2 separate regions of the Mus musculus genome follow, and region 1 is linked to region 2. Evidence: chromatin loops called from intact Hi-C (ENCODE). Cell type or tissue: left cerebral cortex. All regions are shown on one strand.

What was found. Hi-C counts contacts between places; a loop is a spot of excess contacts. Peaks named below come from ENCODE experiments on the same cell type or tissue, not always from the same donor. Only the 100,000 strongest peaks of a DNase experiment are listed, where the experiment ranks them.
Region 1: a loop joins it to region 2, with 3 times the contacts of the local background. A loop is called at or near these places in 2 of 42 quality-filtered maps.

Annotation. Positions count from the first base shown.
Region 1 is chr9:83,363,424-83,371,423 of GRCm38, forward strand. No RefSeq gene overlaps it. Among named protein-coding and RNA genes, the nearest start is that of Gm46123, 16 kb to the left of the region's middle. In left cerebral cortex, CTCF peaks have their summits at 4,996 (motif pointing right) and 7,722 (motif pointing left); DNase peaks (open chromatin) are centred at 5,010 and 7,706.
Region 2 is chr9:83,140,942-83,148,941 of GRCm38, forward strand. It overlaps Hmgn3 (high mobility group nucleosomal binding domain 3), which reads right to left and starts at 5,666. Exons shown (of 6, transcript NM_026122.4): 1 at 5,490-5,666. The coding sequence starts at 5,504. In left cerebral cortex, no CTCF peak of the experiment used is centred here; DNase peaks (open chromatin) are centred at 3,979, 4,194, 4,764, 4,940 and 2 more places; H3K4me3 peaks cover 2,359 bases; H3K27ac peaks cover 1,750 bases.

The DNA of each region.
Region 1 (8,000 bases), 220 kb after region 2:
AATTTTCCAAAAATCATAGCTTTTAAACTATTGAACTCAAAAGATAAGATGTGAGATGAGTATTCAAAGCTTTTCTGATTTAAAAAAAATCAATTATTTAAAGGAAGATACAAAGAAATAGATGGATTCAATTCAGAATCCAGCAGGGAAAATAAGCAACACAGAGAACAAAATCATTAAAAATGGATGATAATATTAGCAATACAAATAAAATATTCACCAAGGAAATTGAGGGTTTTTTGAGAAAAAAATCATACTCAATAAGTAGAAATATTAGAAATTGTGATGATTTGAAAGAAAATGGCCCCCATAGACCCACAGGGAATGTCACTATTAGGAGGTGTGTTTTTGTTGGAGAAGGTGTGTGACTAGGAATCTTTGAAGTATCAGAAGCTAAGCCAATTGGTCCTCCTGCTCCCTCTGGGTTGAGATGTAGAACTCTCAGCCCCTTCTCCAGCACCGTGTCTAACTGCACACCACTATGTTTTCCGCCATGACAAAAATGGACTAAACCTCTGAACTGTAAGCCAGCCCCAATTAAATGTTCTCATTTATAAGTGTTGCAGTGGTCATGGTGTCTCTTCACAGCAATTAAACCCTAACTATGACAGAAATTAATCAATTTTAACTATTAAATGAATCAAACAACAAAATCCAGTGAAGAGCATTAAACTCAATCAAATGACCAAGTGGAAGAAATATGGCAACAGTAGCCAAGAACTCTGGTAAATAATCAAGAGACTGAACCTAAAGAATCCACAGGATGGAAGAGGAGTTGAGATTAGACACATAAAGAATTTATTTAATAAAATTATAAGAGAAAATTATCCAATTTAAAGAAAGAAATAGATATATAAATATGAATCATTTAGAGCTCCAGAGTGCACATGACCAGATAAGTTAGATTTTCAAAAAGCATAAAGCAAAGTAACAATATTAAAGGCTGAAAGAAAAATGCCAACATATCTACAAAGGGAGAAATATCAGGAAAACATCAGATCCCTTATCAGTAAATAATGACGGAAACAAGGAATTTCAAGTTCTGAAACTAAGTAACTGCCAACCAAGAGTGCTACATCCAGCAACATCATCTAAGATTGCTGCCAAAATAAGGAAAGGTCAAAATAAGCACAAACTAAGATAGTTCACGATCGCCAGGCTAGCATAGCGTTTGAGAAATGATGTATACTCAGTATGAGTTTCAATCATGAAATCATAGGAAAGTAAAATTGTATAACAAAAGTTAGATGAAGAAAGCAAACAAGAAATCCGTTGTGTCCAATGCAATAAGTCATCAAACCCCTGATACATGTTGATATGAATGAGAAAGAAAGTAAAGAATAAGCATAAATCCAATAAGAAAAAAAAATGACAAAGTTACAGGACTGAGTAAATATCTCTCAGTAATAGCATCAAATGTAAATGGCCTCAACTTACTAATAGAAAGGTACAGAGTGACTGGATTTAAAAACTAGATCTCGTTGACTGTTATTTCTAAGAAGCATTACCTATAGGTGGAACAACAATATGAACTAACCAGTACCCCTAGCTCATGTCTCTAGCTGCATATGTATCAGAAGATGGCCTAGCCAGCCACTAGTGGAAAGAGAGGCCCATTGGTCATGCAAACTTTATATGCCTCAGTACAGGGGAACGCCAGGACCAAAAAGTGGGAGTGGGTGGGTAGGGGAATGGGCGGGGGGAGGGTATGGGGGACTTTTAGGATAGCACTGGAAATGTAAATGAGGAAAATACCTAATAAAAAATTTTTAAAAAAAGAAGCATAGTTCACTGGTAAAGAATCTTACACACTGAGAGCAAAGGGGTGGAAAACCATTTATCAAAAATAAAATTGGTTGGGAGGCAGAGGCAGGTGGATTTCTGAGTTCGAGGCCAGCCAGGACTACACAGAGAAACCCTGTCTCAAAAAACCAAAAATAAATAAATAAGTAAACAAATAAATAAATAAATAAAATAAAAATAGAAAAATAAAATTGGAAATGAAAACAATAATGTTACTGTAGATTCCAGTGAAATTCAGAGAATCATTAGGAGCTACTTTAAAAAATTATATCCCACACAACTGAAAATTTTACAAGAAATGGATAACATGATGTATTTGGGGCAGTTTTATGTCAACTTCGATACATCAGATTTATCTAGGAAGAAGAACATCAACTGAGAAAATGTCTCCCCAGGCAGGACTGTGGGGCACTTCCTGATTAATGATTGATATGGGAGGGTCCATCCCATGGGGTGGTACCACTTCTGGGCAGGTAGTACTGAGTCGCATAAGGAAATCTGACAAAGTCACAAGGATCAAGACAGGAAGCAGCCTCCCTCCCTCCACAGCTTCTGCTTCAGTTCCTGCTTTCTGCTTCCTACTTTGAGTTCCTGCCGTGCCATCACATGATGAACTGTGATTTGGAAGTATAAGTCAAATAAGCTCTTTCCTCTCCAAGCTGCTTTCTGACCATGGCCTTTAACACAGCAATAGAAAAGTAACACATCACGGAAACACAAGATCTATCCAAATTAAATCAGGGAGATATATAAACAACCTCAAAAATCCCTATCAATGAAATTGAAGCACTAATAAAAAGCGTGCCAAAGGAGAAAACTCAGGACCTAGAAAACTATCAAACATTTAGAGAATAACTAATATCAGTGCTCCTAAGGGAAAGATCCTTACTCACCTTTCTTATGAAGTCAGCATGATCCTGACTTCAAACCAGGAAAAGGACTCAAGGAAAACAAACAAATTAAAAGTAGAGACCAAGTTCTCTTGGTTCCCCTGTGAACGTATATGCAAGAATTGTTCATAAAGTTCTTACAAACCAAATCTAGGAACACATTTGGAATATCATATACCATAACCAAGTTTATTTCATTCCAGTGATGCAAAGTTGGCTCAATATGTACAAATCAATAAGTGTAATTCAGCACATAAGTGGACATATGTCCAGGAATCGCAAGGATCTCATTCGATGCAGAAAAGGCCCTTGGAAGAGTATAACATCTTTTCATAATAAAAGCCCTGAAGGAGTCTGGAAGAGAAGAAACATATATCAACATAGTGATGCCCTTATATGACAAACCTACAGCCAACATTATACCAGTGGGGGAAAGGAGATTTTAGAAGATTATTTAGAATTGTTGCACTTATATTCATGGTGTGTAGGGCTGTTAGTTTTCTCTTTTTAATGTAGTTTCATCTGGTTTGGGCATTAGAGTACATCTGGCTTCTTTAAAAGAGTTTGAAAGATTTCTATTTTAATTTGTTCAGTAATTCAAAAATAACTGGAACTAATTTTTATTAAAACACTTTATAAAATTCATCAGTAAAGCCATCAGATCCAGAACTTCCATAGGACAAAATTATTGCTTCAAGTTTATTACACACCATTAGTTTGTTTATATTTAAATTCTCTACTTATTTTCTATTAGGTTATATGATTCCAGAAAATTATCTACTCCTAAGACAGATTTTTAATGAAATAGTCATTCATGTACCTTTAAGGTTTTGTATTTCTGTGTTATAAGCTACAATGTGTCTTTTCCAATCTTTTATTTATTTGCAGCAAATAGTTGGGTCTTGTGTTTTGTTTTGGTGTGTGCATGTGCATATGTATACAGTCTATGTCTTTGTTTGGTACATTTAATCCATAATTTACATTCAATATTATTGTTGATAAACACAGCTTTCTCCTTTCTTTAGGTTGATTATATTCTGCTTGTTTTGTATATTTTTTTTCATTTCACCTCTTTTACTATTTCTATGACTTAGCAGTTTTCTGTTGTGCTAAGGTTTAACTCTTTCTTTTGTATATCTGTTCTTCTACTGAGTTTTGTGTGATTAATGTTCTATGATAAGTTATCCTTTCATTTCTAATGTAAGACTCTGTTAAAATATTTTTATAAAATTATATTATTGTTATTATGTATATATATGATATGTATATGTGTGTGTGTGTGTGTGTGTTCAGAGGACAACTTTCAGAATTTGGGTTTCTCCCTCTACTGTGTGCTTCTTGAATGAAACTCATGTCATCAGGTTTGCACAGCATTTCAATATGTCCATGGCAATCAATGTCCTCAGTTTATTTTTATCTGAGAGAGATCATTTCACTTTCAATTTTTATGAGTAATTTTGCTGGGCATAATATGTTTTTCTTTAACCTGCAGAGTAACACTTGTGTGTTAAGGTACACATACATAGAAGACAAAATGTGTGTCAGATCTCTTGAAGATGAAATTACAAGCATTTGAGGGATACCTAACTTGTTACATGGTGCCGGAATCTAAATTATGTCCATCATGTTGTATGTAGAAAGTATCCTTAATCAATGAGGAATCTTGTCAGCCCCTATACATATTTGTTTGTTTATTTGTTTGTTTGTTGGTTTGTGTGGTTTTTGTTGTTTTTGCTTTTGTTTTTGTTTCTACATCAAGATTTGCTGTATGCCTAATAAGCTTTCTCTTGACAATGCTCTTGAAACTTCCTGTTTTTAGGGGCTTCTGTTTAAACTTTTGACATTTTAACTATAATATGACTTGCTGAAGGATTATTTGGGTCTAATTGGAGGCTTTTGAGGCTTTAATTCACCTCCCCACATCTCTGAAGATATCAACACTGTCAGATTATCATTATTTATTATGAATTTTCATAGTATAAACAATTGTCTGATGAGTTATATTTTAAAGTTTTTATAAAATTTATTCTCGTTTCTGATAGAATTCTATTTTTATTTTTCCTTGTCATTTTTGCCTTACTGAATCTATTCAACTAGTTGTATTTCTTTAAGAAGAAAAATATAACAGAAAACTTCCATAACAACTAAGGTTCATAAATTCTTTCTTCTTGTTTTTCTAGTTTTAGTAGAAGTTTTCTATTGTATTTTTCATCTTAAAGGTTTTATTATTATTTTATTAATTTATGTGTATTTGTGGTTTTGCCTGCCTATGCATCTGTTCACTGTGTGCATGCAGTACCTGAAGAGACCAGAAGAGGGCACAAGAGTTTCCTGGAACTGGAGTTATAAATAGTTATGAGCCACCACATGGATGCTGGGAATTGAAGTTGGACTTTCTTGAAGAATAGCAAGTATGGTTAAACAATAAAACATCTCTCCAGCTCCCTATTATGTTTTTATTTCATTGACTGAAGTATTTTCGTTCCATGACATCACTTTCTTTCTTTCTTCCTTCCTTCCTTTCTTTCTTTCTTTCTTTCTTTCTTTCTTTCTTTCTTTCTTCCTTCCTTCCTTCCTTCCTTCCTTCCTTCCTTTCTTTGTGGTTTCTCTTTGGTGAATTTTTCCATTATTTTTATATCCTTTTGTTATCTTTCTACATCCTCTTGCATCTCACTTCATTTACTTTCAGCCACTGTTATAAAATTATTGTTTTCAGGCATTTTATAGGCTACCTTCAATTTCCTATTTTTGAAGCATTAGTGTACTCCTGAGATATGTTTTAAAGTGTCATAGGGTTGATCCCTGATGCCACTGGTTCTTTTAGTGATAACTACTACATCATGGTGGTGTGGTGTGGAAAGGGCTGTCCTCAGATCCCTTAGAGCAAGTGCAGTTGGTGCCCAGGGTTTGAGCACCAGCAACCACAGTTCTGGCAGCACAGGATATAAAGAAACCTTCTCCAGGACTTTCAGGATGAATGTGGGAGATGCTGGAATATTTGACATCATCAGACAGTTCTTGCATCATACATGATAAGCGCTGTCCTCAGATCCTGCCAGAGGAGCACACCTGGTTCTGCAGTTTGTGGCACTGTTAATATTGAATTTAGTATGTTTAGACACAAAGTATATCTTCTATCATTTCCATGGGGACGTTGACATTGGTTTCAGAGGTTATAGAGTAGCTAACCTCTTCCCCTGAGTTAGGGAATCCAGATGATTCCTTCTCCTTGTTTCAGGGAACAAATAGAAGTGGCTCTAGGATGTTGGGCACCAACAGCTGTGATCTCAAGTTCATGATTTTCTGAGATGTTCTCTAGGTCATGCATAGCATCTATTGGTAGATGACATTTTGGCTAATAGAAATAGTATCTATACTTCTTTTGATATAGGATATTGTGAAGCTTTTAGTTTTAGTAGATGTGGTCATGAAACTGCAGAGCATGGGTAAGAATGTCCCATATGTCAGGATGTAGAACGATCTGGCAATGGTGAGTCTTGTGGCATTGGTAGTCACTATCCTGGGCATGAATGATATGGACAGGCTCTTTCCCTAGTTCCAGGGAGAAGGTGGAGTGGTATCAAGACTTTTGTACCAGCAGTCACAGTCCCCAGTCCATCACTCAGAAAGGAGAACTTCCCTACATCCCACCAGTAAAATGCAAATGTTGATCAGTTAAAGCCATTGAAAAATCTTGCGAGGGTGATTACAGTTTCAATGGCTTGAGCTGGGAAGAAGACTTTTACTAGATATTGCCAGGTGAACAAGGGGTTGGTGAGGCTCAGAGCCAATCTGAACCTATGTTCCTGGAGTTGTGAAGCCAGCCAAAGGCTTTTCTAGTTCTGGATACATAAGCTTAGTGTGACTGACATCTTTCAACAAGTGGTTCCAGTCTCAAAGCAATGAGCATTGCTAGGAGGGTTAGGAAGGACTTCGTTAAGTTAGAAATATTCAAAATGCTGTGAAAGATGCATTAAATATTTATGTTTATATTTCTGGAAATATGTGCCTGATAATACTGGGAAGTGTCATTCTCTGAGAGCTTAGATCGTTGGTAAAGGAATCTGAGGCTAAGAAGGTAGACCTGGGCATCCAATGAAGAGTTCAAAGGGCTGACTTGAGGAATTAATATTGAATTCATTAGATAATGGGAGTTTATTGTTTTGTTTGATCTTTGGAACATAATGGCATTTTCATTTGTTTATAAAATGTTGCCTTTTCTTGACATAGACATTGACAATTCAGTAAGAATTTACTGTACAAGATACATGTTTGGTCACTACTTTGTGATATGAAAGTGAAGCAAACCTCTACAGAGGATAATATGAAAGTATTTGCATCCACAATAAAGGCTTTTGAGCACTGGAATATTTGAGACTTCCTTTTATTCTAAATTTGATTTTTAAAAAAGCAGTAAACATTCTAGATTTGATCAAAAACAGCAGTAAACCAATCTTTCAATGTTTTTGTTAATTTAGATGAAACAAACAAAAGGAAATATCCTTTGTCATTTGTCAAAATTCAATGAATTATCAGATTCTATAAGGCACAACAAATTCAAAGAAAATATTTTTACAGTATCTCCAAATAGTCTTAATGAATTTCTGAATGATAATCCTACAAATACAGGGTCTCTCAAATACATGTTATCTGTTTCTAGAATGAGATAATGGATCCTTAAAATGTGGTTATGTTTCTAAACAAAATAATTGGATTATTGAAATTAAATTTTATATTATGTTACAAAAGCAAATTTTCATTTGAAGCGTTTTAAAAGGCAAATGCATCCATTGATATAACCAAATAGCAAATTGTGTGTACTGTTTGATGACTTGTCTTAGCAACTAACACTCTGGATTAGCTTTTGAACTGCTCTGTTAATGGACAATCTAGTCCAAGTACTAGACTCGTAATCTATGCTAACTTCCTTCTAAGTAGTTTTGAAACCCAGTAAGATTTCAACTTTGGCCAACCTTCCCAGAGAACATGAAGAAAGGTTCCCATGGTTTCAGAGAATCAATAGTGCCCTCTAAAGGAAATTCACATGACATACATTCAATATCCAGGTTCAAGTCAGCCACAATGCAGCTTAGTTGGAATTTATGACATGGATTTAAAATTATGAAAGGAATTCAAGGTAACTTATCATGGATATCAAGGAGCTGTCAATACCAATCTTGGATCCCATGGTAGAGCCATTTTAGCGAGACTTATTTCTTCTGTTCACTATGAACTACCTCATCTTTGAGAAAAGTTCCCAGAGAGGGGGAAAACTGGTTTCTAAGTAGAAAATTAGACATCCTGGTT
Region 2 (8,000 bases):
AAACTTTATCACATCCTAAAATAAACCCTTCAAACCTCCCAACACTGGGTAGAAGAAAAAGGTTAGAGGAGAAAGAAGGTAGAGACCTCTTTATACTACTTCCTGCTAATTAGGAACATTGAGTTCCTTGGGGGCAAGTCCAATCTTCATCATTAGGCCATCTCCAATTTCTTCTGCCTCTTTGATCACTACTTGATAAACCACAGCAGCAGAGGGAGCAGCAACCTCCATGGAGGGTGTGTCCAGCCCCACTCGGGGTTCTGGCATTTATACTGTCTCAAAAGTCCCCAGAATTCCAAAGGTCACACACCCCCAGAAACTATATGCTTCTGGCAAAATCACACTCCTGCTAGAGCAAGAACGAGATCATAACCACTGCCGTGAAGTAGCCTCTTTTCCACACCTGAGATTAAAACAAAAATATATTCACATACATAACTGGGTTTCTTTTAAGAAACCAAAATTTTCACTACATTAGAAAAAATATATATTAAGCAAATGGTCCTTAGAAGCAAGCAGGTGTAGCCATTTTAATACCTAACAAAATGGACTCTAAACTAAAACTAATCAAAAGAGATGAGGGAGGGCACTTTATACTCATCAAAGGAAAAATCCACCAAGATGATATTTCAAATCTTAACATTTATGCCCCAAACACAAGCCCTTATCCAAAATAACTAAAGGACACCGAGAGATAATCCAAATTAATAAAATCAGAAATGAAAATGGGGACATAACAGCAGACACTAAGGAAATCCAGGCAGTCCTCATAAGGAAATACTTTAAAAACCTGTACTCCACAAAACTGGAAAATCTAAAAAAAGGGATAATTTTCTTGATAGCTACCACTTCGCAAAGTCAAATCAATATCAGATAAGCAATTTAAATAGACCTGCAACCCCTAATGACACAGAAGCAGTTATTAGAAGCCTCCCCACCCAAAAGAGCTGAGGGCTTTAGCACAAAACCAGACTTTCAAAGATGAGTAAATGCCAAAAATTCCTCAAATTACCCCAAAAAATAGAAACAGAAGGAACATTACCCAACTCATCTTATGATGCTACAGTTACCCTGACACCCAAACCTTACAAAAACTCAACAAAGAAAGAGAGTTATAGGCCAATTTTTCTTTATGAACATAGCTGCAAAAATACTAAAATACTTGAGAGAGATAAAAAGGACAGAATCCAAGAACACATCAGAAAGATCATCCCCCATCATCAAGAAGGTGCCATCCCAAAGACGTATGGATGGTTTAACATGGGAAATGGTAAATATAATTCACCATAAACAAACTGAAGGAAACAACCAACATGAGCATCTCACTAGATGCTGAAAAAGTCTTTGACATAATCCAACACGCTCTCATGACAAAGGTCTTGGAGAGGGGAGAGATACAAAGGATACACCTAAACACAAAGAAGGCTGTCTACATCTATGGCCAACATCAAATTAAATGGAGAGAAATTAAAAGAAATTCCATGAAAGACAATGCTCTCTCAATATCTACTCAATACAGTACTTGAAGTTTTAGTTGGAGCAAAATGACAACTAAAGGAGATCAAGAAGATACTAATTGAAAAGAAAGAACTCACAGCATTGTTATTTGCAGATGTGCATATATGTATTATTCATAGTAGTGCATATAGGAAATTATACACAAGTATACTATCTGTGTATACCATAGTAAGCATGCATACTATGAATGAGAACATTCCACCAGGGAACTCTTACAGCTGATTTAAAAAAAAAGTGAAGACTAGGAAGGCTTTGCTTTCTTGAGTCTCTAAATGGAAAGAGACCACTATACACCCTATATCTACTCCGTAGACATTGCCATACTAGACAGTTTCTGGAATGACATGCCCGCCACAGAATTCTAGGGATAAGGAATTAGAAACATACAAAGGATGTGAGAATGTGTTTGCTGACCAGGCCAGGACTGAATGCAGGCCTTGCTGGTAATGCTTCTGTATAGAACATCCCATCACAACATGACTGCTGATGGCATCTGTCGATGTTTGAGCAGAACAGTCTAGAACTCAGGCAGTCATTGTCCTACCCCTACCTGAATCCATGAGACTTCGCTCACTCATCACCATTATATAACAGAAAACTCAGCAGTATTTAAATCTCAGAAGGACATTAAAAAGTTGAGGGCTACACTGCTTAAAAAAAATCAAACAGCACTCATTTAAATTGGTTTAATCACACACACACACACACACACACACACACACACACACACACACACAAAATTTACAAAGATGTGCCTTAAAATAGTTTCTAATAATATGGGTGGCATTGTGGCCTTGAAGTTGGGCAGCTGGGGAGTAGTCATGTTAGGATGTAATGACAAGAGGCATCTAGATGCCTGGTAACAGGAAATGATCCTGATTTTTTTCCCCTTGAGTCCTACCCACACTTTTTCAAGACCAACCAGCACAAATTCAACCTGTGTTCTTATCTATCCTACAGTCTTTGAATCTGAACAGCATATTCTGTAACCTATATAAGTCCATTGTCAGTCAGCACTTTTTTTTTTTTTTGGTCTGCTAATCTTATGACTTCACTGAATTAAATATAAGCTCCTGGAGAACGAACTGTGTGTCCCTCCAATATTTAAACAGTGCTAGATCTTCAGATGTCTCCACTGACTTTATGAGTACCACCCCTTGCCCTGCAGTACTGGGGAGTTCATTAAATAATGTTTTCATGAAACAAAGAGCAGAGATGGCAAGGAAAACATGGTATGAGTACTTTTAACACTGATTTTGGGTTGGGGAGATGGCTCCGTGGGTAAAGGGTTTGCCCCTCAGACTTAAGGAACTGAATCTGATCCCTGGCGCTCAGATAATAGCTAGGTGTCTGCATGTCTGTAAGCCTAGTGCTGGAGAGGTAGAGATAGTCAGTCTAGCCAAATCAATGAGCTCTAGGAGAGACCCTGACAAAAAATAAGGTGGAGAGCAATAGAGAAAGATATCCAGCTTGGACCTCTGGCTTCCACCCATGCTCCTATGCTTGCATTCCTGTGTGTGTGTGTGTGTGTGTGTGTGTGTGTGTGTGTGTGTGTGTGTGTGTGTGTGTGTAGTGTATACCACAATTTAATTTACAAAGCAGAACAAGTAGTTCTTTAGCTAAGAAAATACAGTGTGCAATATAGTATGCAAATCCTCAGGTTATTACCTGACCTTACAGACCTCTAAGGACTATGCATGGATTGTCTCCAATTCCTTTCCTGCATGGCTGTGTAGGCTTTCACTTGGGGACAGTGGTTTCTAATGTCAATTCCGAGGAACTCCAAGACTCCACCAGGCACTATAAGGCTTGACTCCTAGGTGGGCTGGCCGTCACAGCCAGGCAATCTGTGGCTGTGCCTACCCAGGTACCAAGGCAGGTGTCTGGCTTCCAGTTATCAGTAAAAGGACTTCCTGTTAACTGAGGAGGCTTTCTCAGATGTCCTGAAGACCCCCACACATACATACATACGTACATACATACATACATACATACATTACATACATACATACATACGAACACCACTTTGCCCCTAGTTGAAGGATTGGGTATTGGCTAACTCAATAGAGTCCCAGCCTTCCAGAGAAGTAAAACATAAAGCCACTTTGTACCCCACTTTTTCCTTCCCATCTTCCCCTTTAGAGATGGCTAGTGACAGAAAACAAGAGGAATGGCTTCACCAGCAGTGGCCCTTGATCAAGGAAACGTTCCATTAAATCTGCTGGTTATTCAAACATGTTAATAATTCCAGGGAAAGAGTTGGCCTCCATTCCCTCTCAAGCTCTTTTCTGGATAATTAGTTCCTCTGATTCTGCTAGAATTCCCAACACGTTACCAACCTTAGATACAAGGCTGCAAACAGTGACATCACTGTAAAAACAATGCTGCCATCAAAGGACACTTGAACAAGAGTCTCAAGTGTTCCCACTCTTCACACGCCATGAGCTTCTTCAACTACAAGGCTCAGAATTTCCTGAATCCCTCTATACGAAGAGAAAGCGTTAACAACGGTGTCAAGTAAGGCCTTCGGGATTCACAGCTCCACTCTAAACCAATGACTGGTTAATGAAATGTTGGCAATGAATCTTAAGACGCTGCTCAATGAGACTAAAACAGTTCCGTGGTTATGTAGATTAAGCCAGATAAAGCACATCAGACTCCACCCACCATGAGACACAGAGTAGGTTCATGTTCTAATAGTATGATCGATTTTCTTTTAAAGAATGGAGGTGCTTGGGCTGGCTCAAAGAGTAAATACACTTGCTGTAGATCCCCACAACCCACACGATAGGAGAGAGCCTACTACTGCAATCTGGGTGTCAGTGCCTCCTGTGAATACAATCAATCAATCAATCAATGTAATAAAATACATTTTAAAGGAGTGGAGTTGTTTATAATAAAATTCTTAGTGACGATGCATAAGGAAGCAAAAGCTTCTAAAAATTTTAAAGCTTTGATAGTTTTAAATAAAGCAACCACACACACACACAGTGCACAGTCTTCGGGAGAAAACGGTATTAACCAAGTTTCAACTTTAATGGCCAAGATGGTTGACTTGGGTCCTTTGGGCAGGTGGCAGGAAGGTTTTTTTCTTAGGACGCAATCCTCACACATCGCTTTTCTCTGGGAGGGGTAGAAAAATATCTGCCCTTCCTTCACCAGTCCAATGACAAGTCGAAGCCCCACCCTGAGGGAGCTGTGTGGCCCCACGTGTGGCTCATGACGTCCCTGCGCGGAGGGGACACAACCCACCAGGGGCAAAGGAGAGACTAAAAAGACCTCGGTTCCCTGCCTGGCCAAGCGTGGGGTCGTGGGTGGGACAGTGGCAGGGGCTTGGTGGCCCCTGACCTTGGCAGGGTCAGTGAGCTTGGCACCAGTCCCCTTCTTTGCAGCCTACCCGGCGCTGCGCACTGCCCCGCCCGCCCTCGCGGCTGGTGATTGACACCGGAGTGGGTACATACGGGTCCGCGGCGCAGCAGGGCTGGCGTAGGGAAACATGGCTTTCCCTCTCCCGGCCTTCCGCCCGCATCGCGCTCGCCCAGGGCACGGCCCAGGGGACACTCCGGACCCCGCCTAGCTCCTCTGAGTGCTTCCACGTTTTTCGATTTCCCTGGCCCGGGAGACTCCTCTCATTGCTTTCCCTCCACCCTGAGAACAACCTGAGTTTGCCAAGAGGAAACTCCTGCGAGGGGGATGGATACCCGCCCTGGCTGCTGGCAAGAGATGGAAACCATTCCAAGCAGGAGTTGATGGAGAGGGGAGGACGTCCCTGGAGGGAAAGTAACACTCAGAGCTCCGTGCGGGGCGAGCGAGGTCAGCAACAGGCATTTGCAGAAGGAGCGGGCAGCGGCCGTGCCCAGCGCCTGAGTTATTAGGCGCATCGCCGCGTTCATCGCAGCGCAGGGGGCTTACTCCAAACACACTCGAGGGCCTGCGAGCAGGGTTTTTTTTTCCCCCTTTACAGGACTTACCTTTCTCTTCGGCATAATGACTACGTTGGTGCAGCAAAAAAAGTAAAGCAATGTTCTGGGCCGCCTGGCACACTGCTGGATGCTGCCTGGCCGCTGCTGCTACTCCCGCAATGGGCTCGGCTAGCCCGGCCTCTCCGACCTGCACCTCCGCTTCCTCCCCCGGCGCTCCACTCGCTCGCATCCCGGTCCCCCAATGGCGAGCCCTGCCAGCCAGCCGCGAGGCCCCATTGGCTAAGAGAACGTTCTAAATTCCACGAGGGCACGCCCACCCCCGTTCACCCGGTACGCGCAGTTGTAGTTTCCACTTCACTGGGAAAAAAAAAAAAAATCTGCCTGGCGACTGAGCATGCCCAGTTCAACTAGTATCCTTCAGGCTGCACTAACTTGGAGTTTCATTGTTTGACGTGCCTTCTTTGGATTAAACCATTGTGCATCTTCATAGGAAAAAAAAGTTTAGTATTAAGTAATGCTGGGTTAACTTTATAAAGTAAATAGGGCCACGGGGTGCCTTGTACAATTGTTACTTATAAAAGCTTGTAACGGGTGTTCATGGTGCGGGTCTATACAGGGTAGGAAGGTCTGTTCTGGAAGAGTTTCCACAGTTTCTAAGGTTCTCAGTTCCATCTCTAGCAAATACCATCCCCCATCCCCATAGTTCCTTGGTCTAATTGTTTTGTTTTTTGTTTTTCTTTAAGTCTGTGTTACAAGTCATATATGAATTCAGCCAATTATTCAGCTATGTGTGAATAATTGTTATAATTGATATAAATGTTTGTTGTGGAAACTAAGGGGAAATCGAGAAATGTAGGAACAAATAAATCACTTATATATTAAATATGTACATTTAAACGACACCTGCCAGGTTACCATTTTGTGTATAGTGTAATGTTTCTCGACATTCCGCAAAGAATTGCAAAATACATTATCTGAATTTATTTAAGACCGGTTTTATCCTGACTAAAGACCTCAGACCCGGGAGGCTGGGGGGGGGGGGATTTTTTGGTCAACATCCTTCATAAACATAGGCACAAAGACACAGACAAAATTTTATCAAATCAAATTCAACAACATTTTTAAAAAGCTAATACATAACCAGGGGAGTTGAACCTGGGAACACAGGATTCGTTCTGTGAATCAAATCATCCTGAAAATCAATCAGTGTGATCATAGCACTGATTCTATTATAATTATATAATATGATATATAATTATATTATGTTTATTATAGCACAAAGCTATAATCGGGACTGTGACCATCTCAAGGGCTGCAGGGGGAATGCTAGGGAATGGGTGAGCAAGTCATGATAAGTCTACAGTAGAATATTACTCTGTGATCAAAGAAATAAGTTTTCCCTGATGAGATAAATAACAAAAGAAAAATGCTAAATGGAAGTCAATACAAGACACTATACTGGGTGGTTTTGTTTATATGAAATTCCAGGAAAAACAAAGCAAACTAAGCAAGATTAGCCCGAGAATCATTTACAAGCCAAAAGACATCTTAGGAAACTGCTCTAAAGCCTTACACTGTGTAGTGGCTATTCCTGGTTGTCAACTTGACAATATTTGGAATGAACTACAATCCGGAATTGGAAGGCTCACCAGTGACCCTTATCTGGAGGCTTGGAGATCCTTATCTGGATCTTGGTTTGAAGATCTTGAGCCATAGTGGCTATGGATTCCAGAAGATTGAATCTCCGAGTTAAGGAACACACCTTTAATCTGGGCTATGCCTTTCATCTGGGATTAAAGGTGTGGTGGAACACACCTTTAATCTGGGCTACACCTTTTGCTGGAGACAATATAAGGACATTGGAAGAAAGAAGCACAACGTTTAGTGGGTCTATTTGGATTCTGGAGACAACACATCCCTCACTTGGGTGTGTTACTTAGGCCTATTTACCAAGTGACTCGGAAAGCTGCTAGCTTTGTGTGGGGCCTGGAACAGGAGAAGGCCCTTCAACAGGTCCAGGCTGCTGTGCAGGCTGCTCTACCACTTGGACCATATGACCCAGCAGACCCGATGGTACTTGAGGTGTCTGTGGCTGATAGAGATGCTGTTTGGAGCCTCTGGCAGGCCCCTGTAGGTGAATCACAGAAAAGACCTTTGGGATTTTGGAGCAAAGCTCTACCATCATCTGCAGACAACTATTCTCCCTTTGAAAAACAGCTCTTGGCCTGCTATTGGGCCTTAGTGGAAACTGAACGTTTGACAATAGGACACCAAGTTACTATGCGACCTGAACTACCCATCATGAGCTGGGTACTATCAGACCCTGCAAGTCATAAAGTGGGACGCGCACAGCAGCAGTCTATTATCAAATGGAAGTGGTATATACGTGATCGGGCCAGAGCAGGTCCTGAAGGCACAAGCAAGTTACATGAAGAAGTTGCTCAAATGCCTATGGTTTCTACTCCTGTTACCCTTTCTCCAGTTCTTCCCCAGAGGGACCTACGGCCTTTTACAAGGGTAACTGTACACTGGGGAAAAGGAAATAATCAGACTTTTCGG